Regions from separate parts of the Homo sapiens genome. Here region 2 is linked to region 1. A link is an interaction called in ENCODE POLR2A ChIA-PET data of the cell type or tissue named here. Cell type or tissue: endothelial cell of umbilical vein. All regions are shown on one strand. Each heading gives the region's core, and the rest is flanking DNA. Links, peaks and the distances in the headings are about the cores only. Region 1 overlaps ECSCR (endothelial cell surface expressed chemotaxis and apoptosis regulator). Region 2 has its middle 43 kb from the start of PSD2-AS1.

What was found. Peaks named below come from ENCODE experiments on the same cell type or tissue, not always from the same donor. Only the 100,000 strongest peaks of a DNase experiment are listed, where the experiment ranks them.
Region 2: POLR2A ChIA-PET joins it to region 1 with 5 read pairs; 3 of 35 experiments call an interaction of 5 or more read pairs at or near these places.

What each region holds. Positions count from the first base shown.
Region 1 is chr5:139,457,435-139,461,814 of GRCh38, reverse strand. It overlaps ECSCR (endothelial cell surface expressed chemotaxis and apoptosis regulator), which reads left to right. Exons shown (of 10, transcript NM_001077693.4): 2 at 3,632-3,676; 3 at 4,008-4,058; 4 at 4,211-4,270. Among named protein-coding and RNA genes, the nearest start is that of ECSCR, 3.1 kb to the left of the region's middle. RefSeq lists enhancers at 1-300, 301-890, 4,265-4,324. In endothelial cell of umbilical vein, for the core only: no CTCF peak of the experiment used is centred there; DNase peaks (open chromatin) are centred at 584, 2,174 and 2,834; H3K4me3 peaks cover 1,662 bases; H3K27ac peaks cover 3,672 bases.
Region 2 is chr5:139,700,663-139,705,042 of GRCh38, reverse strand. No RefSeq gene overlaps it. Among named protein-coding and RNA genes, the nearest start is that of PSD2-AS1, 43 kb to the left of the region's middle. RefSeq lists enhancers at 3,009-3,833, 3,927-4,006, 3,834-4,380. In endothelial cell of umbilical vein, for the core only: no CTCF peak of the experiment used is centred there; no DNase peak of the experiment used is centred there; H3K27me3 peaks cover 238 bases.

The sequences.
Region 1 (4,380 bases), core at 180-4,179:
AGCAGAAAGAGTGCACAAGAGGGCTCAGATGGGGAGGGGTGGTGGCCCCTCGTCGGTGGTGGGTAAGAGGGCCTGAGTACCAGAACACTGGCTTCCGGAGATGTCAGGCATTTCTCTAAAAGTCCATGGGCTGGAGGACAAGACTCTGATTGTCCCCATCCCCTCCTACCCCCTCCATGACAGAGTCACAGGTCTGGGGCTGGGGAACAAGGCTGTTGTGGAAACTGCAGGTGAAGCTCATGAGGTGGCATTTTCACAGGCCGAGACTTTTCCCAGCCTCCCTACCCACTGTTTTCTCCCAGGCAAGTGCCAGCACTCTCAAATGCCCTGTGTCGGCTGTACCTAAGCTGCTGTCACCCGCCCCGAGTTTCCTAACCCTTCATCCTGAAGTGTGCAGAGCATTTCCTGGCTCCTTCATCTTGGTGGACTGAGGAATCCTGAGCACATTCAGGCCCATAAAGGGACTTGACTACGGATACCCAGAGGCAGGGCAGACTTGAGACTTGGAGGATTTGAGAGAACAGGGCAAAAACAAAAGTGTCTGGCCTTCATTGAGCATGTCAGGCACTGCGTTAAGTGCTTCATATGCATTTTCCTTCCTTCACAACAACTTGCGAGGTACTGATACCACTTGCATTTTACTTAGTTATTTTTGAGACAGGGTTGCTCCATTGCGCAGGCCAGAGTTGCAGTGGCATGATCATGGCTCACTGCAGCCTTGACCTCCTGGGCTCAAGCAATCCTCCTGCCTTAGCCTCCTGTGTAGCTGGGGGCTACAGGCACACACCACCACACCCAGCTAATTTTTGCATTTTTTTGTAGAGACAAGGTTTTACCATGTTGCCCAGGCTGGTCACTTGTACTTCAAAGTAAAGAAAACTGAGGCCTAGGTCAGACAGCGACAAAGCCAGGACTTGAACTCAGGCTTGCCAGGCTCGATTAAAATCCACGATTTTAACTTCTAAACTATGCTTTTGAGGAAAAAATGGGGAGGGGTGTGTGTGGAGATAGACTAGAAGGGGATAAAGCAGACAGAATTAGAGAGGGGAGACCTGGGAAATCAAAAATTCCTGTGGCTAGAGTTCTTTGGGAATCTGCAGGCCCAGTGGTCAGAGACACCCTCGGCTGTAGACACAGATGCTCCCTAAGTCCCTCCCTTACCCACAGAGAAATCTTTGTTGGTGACAAAAAGTTTGGGTAGTGGGAGGGGCAAGAGGCAAAGAAAGAGCAGGGTCTTGAAGCTTGTGACTTTGGAACTCCTCCCAAGCCACTGAATAATTTTCTTTCTAGATAAATGCAGGAAGGCAGTTCCCTGTGCCTTCCCTGTACCTTCCCACCAAAAACTAAGTTATAACCTTACAGCATTTAGATAGTACATTAGGCCAGGCTCGGTGGCTCACGCCTGTGATCCCAGCATTTAGGATGCTGAGGCGAATGGATCACCTGAGGTCAGGAGTTTGAGACCAGCCTGGCCAACATGGTGAAACCCCATCTCTACTAAACATACAAAAATTAGCCGGGCATGGTGGCAGGCGCCTGTAATCCCAGCTACTCAGGAGGCTGAGACAGGAGAATAGCTTGAGCCCGGGAGGCGGAGGTTGCAGTGAGCTGAGATCGCGCCACTGCACTCCAGCCTGGGTGACCAAGAGCGAAACTCTGTCTCAAAACGAAAAAAAAAAAACAAAAAATACATTACATATGCTGGATTAGTAACTGATACATGTTTTCAGGACATGCCTTGGGTTAAAAGGATTCTCCAAGGGTCCTCCCCAGCTAGAAAGGGTTTTCTCTAGCCTGGGCTTCCTATAAATTTTGACTCCCCTCTTGACCATCCCCCTCTCGCCAACAAGGGAATGGGGCTCTCAGAAATGGTGATCTAGAAAAACATGGCCCAGGGTTTGGTAATTTTACACTTGGAAGCAATTAATTCTACACTATCCAGATGATAGCCCCATGGAGGAAGGCAGTGGCTTAAGGAAAATAAGCAGAGCAGCAGGTTGCCACAGGCTGGGGTGGGCCCCTGGCACCCAGCCGCCTCTGTCCACCCAGGCCTGGGCTGAATGCTCCCCTGATGCTGAGAGACCAAGGGAGCAGCAGAGCCAGGCCAGGGGCTGTAGTCCCTGCTCAAGCAGAGGGACGGGAACCCAGCTGGGCGGCTCCACTTCCCCACGTTGTTTTCCTTTCACATTGTTCACAGGTTTCAAGAATGATTTCATTGTGGAAAATGAGCAAATACAACCTGACCTTTCAGGTTCCACATACACAGCGGGACACACACAAGGGCACACGAGCATGCACATACATTTGCATAGAGCCCCGCAGACACACGTGTACATACAAAAAAGCCAGTGAGGGCTTCTGATTGGGGACTCTTGGTGACTGACCCCTCTCTGGGTTTGGTCAATAACAACCATTTCCTATGTATCCTCTGCCTGTGAGAGTGAATGGGTTGCTCATGCTAGAGCTTCCCTGCCTCCTATATATACCTCAGAACTTACTTTCTGCACAGGCCCCTACCTCTAGGCAAGATACAAGCCCTAATCCCCATCCCCATCTCACTCACCTTCCCGTCTCTCAGCCCCTTCCCTGGGGGCAGGACCAGGGTGACAGTAGCTTAAGGTAAACATTAGCCTAGAGACCTGGAGTCCTGGGCCCTTCCTTGTCTAGGTGTGGCAGGTCATTGATCTTCTGTCCTTAGAAATGTCACTAGTTTAAAATAACCTTCTCCTGACTCTGCATCAGGTTGGTAAAATGCCCATGTCAGATTGAAGAGACAGGGAAGGACTTCGGGACTCTGAGCCATGAGGTGGTGGTGATGTTGCTATTGAGTCACAGTCTCAGAGGAAGCCAGCACCGTGAGCCACAGCCCACATCCTTTAGTCCTCTGCCTAGTGTGTCTGCCTTCCAGCATGGTAGGCTTAGAAAGCCAAAACGTTTTTTTCTGTTTTCTTTTCTTTTTTTTTTTTTTTGAGACAGAGTCTCACTTTGTCTCCCAGGCTGGAGTGCAATGGCATGATCTCAGCTCACTGCAACCTCTACCTCCCGGGTTCAAGCGATTCTCATGCCTCAGCCTCCCAAGCAGCTGGGATTACAGGCGTGTGCCATCAGGCCTGCTAATTTTTGTATTTTTAATAGAGGCAGGGTTTCACCATGTTGGCCGGGCTAGTCTTGAACTCCTGACCTCAAGTGATCTACCCACCTCAGCCTCCCTAAGTGCTGGGATTACAGGTGTGAACCACCGCACCTGGCCAGTGTTTTCTTTTCTTTTTTCTTTTTCTTTCTTTTTTTTTTTTTTTTTTTTTTTTTTTTTTTTTGTTGAGATAGGGTCTCCACCTGTTGCCCAGGCTGGAGTGTAGTGGTGCAATCATAGCTCACTGCAGCCAGCCTCAACCTTCTGGTCTCAAGCAATCCTGCCACCTCAGCCTCCTGAGTAGCTAGGACTCCAGGTGTGCACTACTGTGCCTGGAGAATTTAAAAAAAAAAAAAAAACAAAACAAAACAAAATTTTTTTTTAGAGACAGGGTCTTGCTATGTTGCCCAGGCTGGGCCAGAAGGCATTCTAAGGGTTCCTTTCTAGGCTCTGTGCTGGGCAGGGGACTTACCAAGCTATGTGTTTTGCTTTCTCTTGCAGGCCACAACTCCCAGCCCACAATGACCCAGACCTCTAGCTCTCAGGGTAAGACCAAACACATGGGTCTACTCCAGCGTGTAGGCCTAGGAGCTTAGGAAGGGTGAGAGGAGCTCTATGCCAATTTAGCCTTAACCTCAGGGGGCTGGGGCCGCAGCTGGAGCGGGAGCTCTCAGGACTCACCAAGGCTGAGCTCATCTAAGGATTTTTTTTCAGCCTAGCTGAGTCTAATGTACCTTGAAAGAAAAAAGAGGTGAATGGTTGGGAATGAGGGGTGGGGGATGGGGTAGGGAGAAAGACACACAGATCTAGGGAACAAGAGAGGGAGATGGAACAGTAGGAGGCGGTGCACCCCTCAGCCTCAGATGTTCTGTTTCAGGAGGCCTTGGCGGTCTAAGTCTGACCACAGAGCCAGTTTCTTCCAACCCAGGTGAGTGAGTGTGGTTGCTGAGGTCCCTGCTCCTGCCCCACACCCATTCATTCAGACCTGCTTGGAGCCCAGGGGTTCTTGGGTGGGACAGGGAGTGTGGTGTCACCAAACCTACCCCACCTCCCACTCCCTATCTGCCTCTGTCCTTGCAGGATACATCCCTTCCTCAGAGGCTAACAGGCCAAGCCATCTGTCCAGCACTGGTACCCCAGGTACTGTGTCATTCAGACTACAAATGCCATCCAGGGAGGGCCCAGTGAGGACCCCAACAGTTTCTGCTCTAAAAGAGAATATAGACTGGGGCGAGCGGGAACAGACAAGG
Region 2 (4,380 bases), core at 251-4,250, 240 kb before region 1:
CTGGAGGAGGCAGCACAGGTGTTGGGCTTCAATGGATGGGTTAGAGGGCCAGCATGGTGGCTCACACTTGCAATCCCAGTGCTTTGGGAGAGCGAGGTGGGACGATCACCTGAGGCCAGGAGTTCAAGACCAGCCTGGGCAACACAGTGAGACCCAAGGCCTGAGACCTTGTTTCTACAAATAATTTTTAAAAAACACACACAGGCCAGGCACAGTGGCTCGCACCTGTAATCCCAGCACTTTGGGAGGTCGAGACAGGAGGATCACTGGAGCCCAGGAGTTCAAGACCAGCCTGGACAACAAGGCAAAAGCCCATCTCTACAAAAAATATAAAAATTGGCTGGGCGCGATGGCTCATGCCTGTGATCCCAGAACTTTGGGAGGCTGAGGTGGGAGGATCACGAGGTCAGGAGATAGAGACCATCCTGGCTAACACGGTGAAACCTCATCTCTACTAAAAATACAAAAAATTAGCCGAGTGTGGTGGCAGGCGCCTATAGCCCCAGCCACTCGGGAGGCTGAGGCTGGAGAATGGTGTGAACCCAGGAGGCAGAGCTTGCAGTGAGCTGAGATCGCGCCACTGCACTCCAGCCTGAATGACAGAGCGAGACTCCGTCTCAAAAAAAAAAAAAAAAAAATTAGGTGGGTGTGGTGGCATGCATCTGTGGTCCCAGCTACTTGGGAGGCCGAGGTGCGAGGATGGATTGAGCCTGGAAGGTCGAGGTTGCAGTAAACCCTGATTATGCCACTGTACTCCAGCCTGGGTGACAGAGTGAGACCCTGTCTCACAAATAAATAAATAAATAAATACACACAAAGGATGGGTGGAAAAAGTGACAAGACATGACTGAAAGCACAGTGGGCAGGGACTTCTCCAGGGTGTCAAGGACCACGGCAGTAGAAGAGAAGAGAAAAGGCAGCAAGGCTGGGTTGTGAGAGGCTCTGAATGCCAGGGCCAGGAGGCAGGAGTTTGACAGGCAGGAGGGGGAATGAAAGGTAGATGCAGACTGGAGAGGGAGATGGAGATTCCCCCTGCTTGCCCCTACACTTGCATCCTTACCTCTGCCCTGGCAGGCAAAATGCCAGGCCTGCATGGAGGTCCCCAGCGCACCATCAGCTCCATCTACCATCTACACACAGCACACTGGGTCTTGTCCCCAGGCCCTGGAGCAGTTCCTCTGCTGCCCTCAGTTGAGTTCCCAGAGGAAGCTTCTACCATGGAGTGGACTCTCCTGGGCCCTGGGTCTTCTCCTTGTGTGCGTCCTCCTCACCAGCCTGAGCTCAGCTGAGTGGCCATGCTGGCAGAGACCCTCACAATCATTCCCACAGCCCTTACAGCTCTGGGGTCACACAGTCTCAGGCTTCAGTCCAGTTACGATAACTTAAAGTCACATAATCTCCTCAAACCTCAGTTTCCTCACCTCAAAATGGACATAATACCAAGTTTATTTTTTTCCTTTTTTTGAGACGGAGTCTCGCTCTGTCGCCCAGGCTGGAGTGCAGTGGCGCGATCTCGGCTCACTGCAACTTCTGATTCCCTGGTTCAAGCGATTCTCCTGCCTAAGCCTCCCGAGTAGCTGGGATTACAGGCACGCGCCACCAAGCCCAACTAATTTTTGTATTTTTAGTAGAGACGGAGTTTCACCATGTTGGCCAGGATGGTCTCGATCTCCTGACCTCGTGATCCACCTGCCTTGGCCTCCCAAAGTGCTGTGATTACAGGTGTGAGCCACTGCACCCAGCCTTTTTTTTTTTTTTTTTTTTTTGAGATGGAGTTTTGCTCTTGTTGCCCAGGCTGGAGTATGCAGTGGTGCGACCTCAGCTCCCTGCAACCTCCGCCTCCCAGTTTCAAGCAATTCTGCCTCAGCCTCCCAAGTAGCTGGGATTACAGGCGCCTGCCACCATACCCAACTAGTTTTTGTAGTTTTAGTAGAGACAGGGTTTCACAATGTTGGCCAGGCTGGTCTCGAACTCCTGACCTTGTGATCTACCTGCCTTGGCCTCTCAAAGTGCTGGGATTACAAGCGTGAGCCACTGTGCCTGGCCTGTGCCTGGCATTCTTTCAGGCACTGGGGCTTCAGCAGTAAATTGCACAGACAAGGTCCCTGTTCTCATTGGTTTCCATTCTAGAGGGGGAAAATGAATGTAAAAATGAAGTCGTTTCACATTATGGCAAATGCTGTGAAATTATAAATAGGATAAGGTAACAGGGGGACATAACAGAGTAACTGGAGGTGGAAGAGTGATTTTAATTGTTTTGTTTTGTTTTGTTTTGTTTTTTTGAGATGGAGTCTTGCTCTGTTGTCCAGGCTGGAGTGTAATGTCAGGATCCTGGCTCACTACAACCTCTGCCTCCCAGGTTCAAGCAATTCTCCTGCCTCTGCCTCCGGCATAGCTGGGATTACAGGCACCCGCCACAAGGACTGGCTAATTTTTGTATTTTATTAGAGACAGGGTTTTCCCATGTTGGCTAGGCTGGTCTCAAACTCCTGACCTCAAGTGATCCACCTGCCTTGGCCTCCAAAAATGCTGGGATTAAAGGTGTGAGCCACCGCACCCGGCCAAGAGAGTGATTTTGGATAAGGTGGTCAGGGACTTTGTCTCTGAGGTGTCATTTGAGCTGAGACCTGAAGAATGCAGAGCCAACCATGCTAAGAGGTAGGCAAAGGGTGTTCCACAGAGCAGAAACAGCAAGTGCAAAGATCCTGAGGCAGGAAGAGCTTGCTCTGTGGGGAGGCTGGAGTGGCTGGAGCAGAAGGAGCAGGGAGGAAAGAGGCATGGCTACTGGGGGTCCTCAAGGACCTTGGGAGAAGTCTGGCTTGAATTCCAAGGGCTGTAGAAAACCATCAGAGGTGCTGGGTGCGGTGGCTCATGCCTGTAATCCCAGCACTTTGGGAGGCTGAGGCGGGTGGATCACCTGAGGTGGGGAGTTTGAGACCAGCCTGACCAACATGGAGAAACCCTGTCTCTACTAAAAATACAAAAGTAGCTGGGCGTGGTGACGCATGCCTGTAATCCCAGCTACTCAGGAGGCTGAGGCAGGAGAATCGCTCGAACCCGGAAGGCAGAGGTTGCAGGAAGCCGGGATCAAGCCATTGCACTCCAGCCTGGGCAACAAGAGCGAAACTCCGTCTCAAAAAAAAAACAAAAAACAAACAAACAAACAAAAAAACAAAAAAAAAAAAATCAGAGGTTTTCATCAGGTGTGCTTGATTTACACGGTAATTGCTCATTAAAGGCTTGCTGTTATCACTATGAATGATAATATGAAGCCCAGAGAGGAACAGCAATGCCCAAGGTCACAAAGTTCCCATCCCACAGTCCCTTCCTCCTTTCTCCCTCCCCTAAGTAGCCATGTGGATCAGCCCCAAGCTGGTGGGTAGGAGGTGAGGGTGGCTTCCCCTCTCATTCCCTCTCCTTCCCTCCGGCCATTTCCCGTGCTCCTGGTGCCCGCGCCCCAATTAGCCGGCAAGGCTGACGGCCTCAGCTTCGAATGACAGACACCTCCTGTCACCCCCTGACGGGCAAGGAGATTAACTCAGAGCAGCGCCAGCTCGAAGGGACGACAGGAAGGGGCGGAAGGGGGAGGGGACGACCAGACCTCCCCCGACCAAGGTCCCCTAGCGCCTTGGAAGGAAGTGTGTGAGGGTGGAGGGGGTTCTTCCCCCAAGAGCCGAGTGCTGGCAGGCTGGGAAGGACCACCTCAGCCTCCTGATTGGCTGCTCCCGGTTGGGGCCACTGCCCCAACTTCCATCCTTAGCTCCTCTGAGGGCAGAGAGTATGTTTGTGAATGCTTCACAGTGGCGCCCTCGGCACTGGGGGGGGTGGACCGACAGGAAACTCAGAAAAGGAGAGACTGGTCCAAAGGTCACACCGATGGGCTAGAATTTGAGCTGAGACTACCTGACGCCAAAGCCAAGCTTCTAACCACTGTACTTTATCACCCCTCTCTGTAGGAGGGGACTCAGCTCATGCCACTCAAGAATTTACAACCTACTTTGGGGCTGTGTGATACAAGCCCCCAGAAAGGGAAATTAACACAGCAGTTGTAGGCATAGACACTGAGCACCAAGCTGGGGGTCAGAATTCCAGGTAACTCTCCAGGAGGGTGGGGCCAAAAGAGGAGGGTACCGCATGGAAGCCAGCGCCCTGGAGGAGAGTAGCTGGGCCTCAAAACACAGGCATGGCTGGTCAGGAGAGGGCAAGAGGAAGGCTCTCCGATTCCAGGCAGAGGAGAAGTGCATGGACAAAGGCTTGAAGGTGAAATGGGCAAGGCATGCACTATCTGGTCAGACCTTCAGGCTGCAAATGACAAAAAGCCAACACACACTGGCTTAAGCAAAATTGGACCCTACTGGCTCGTTCTAAGGCTCAAGTAGA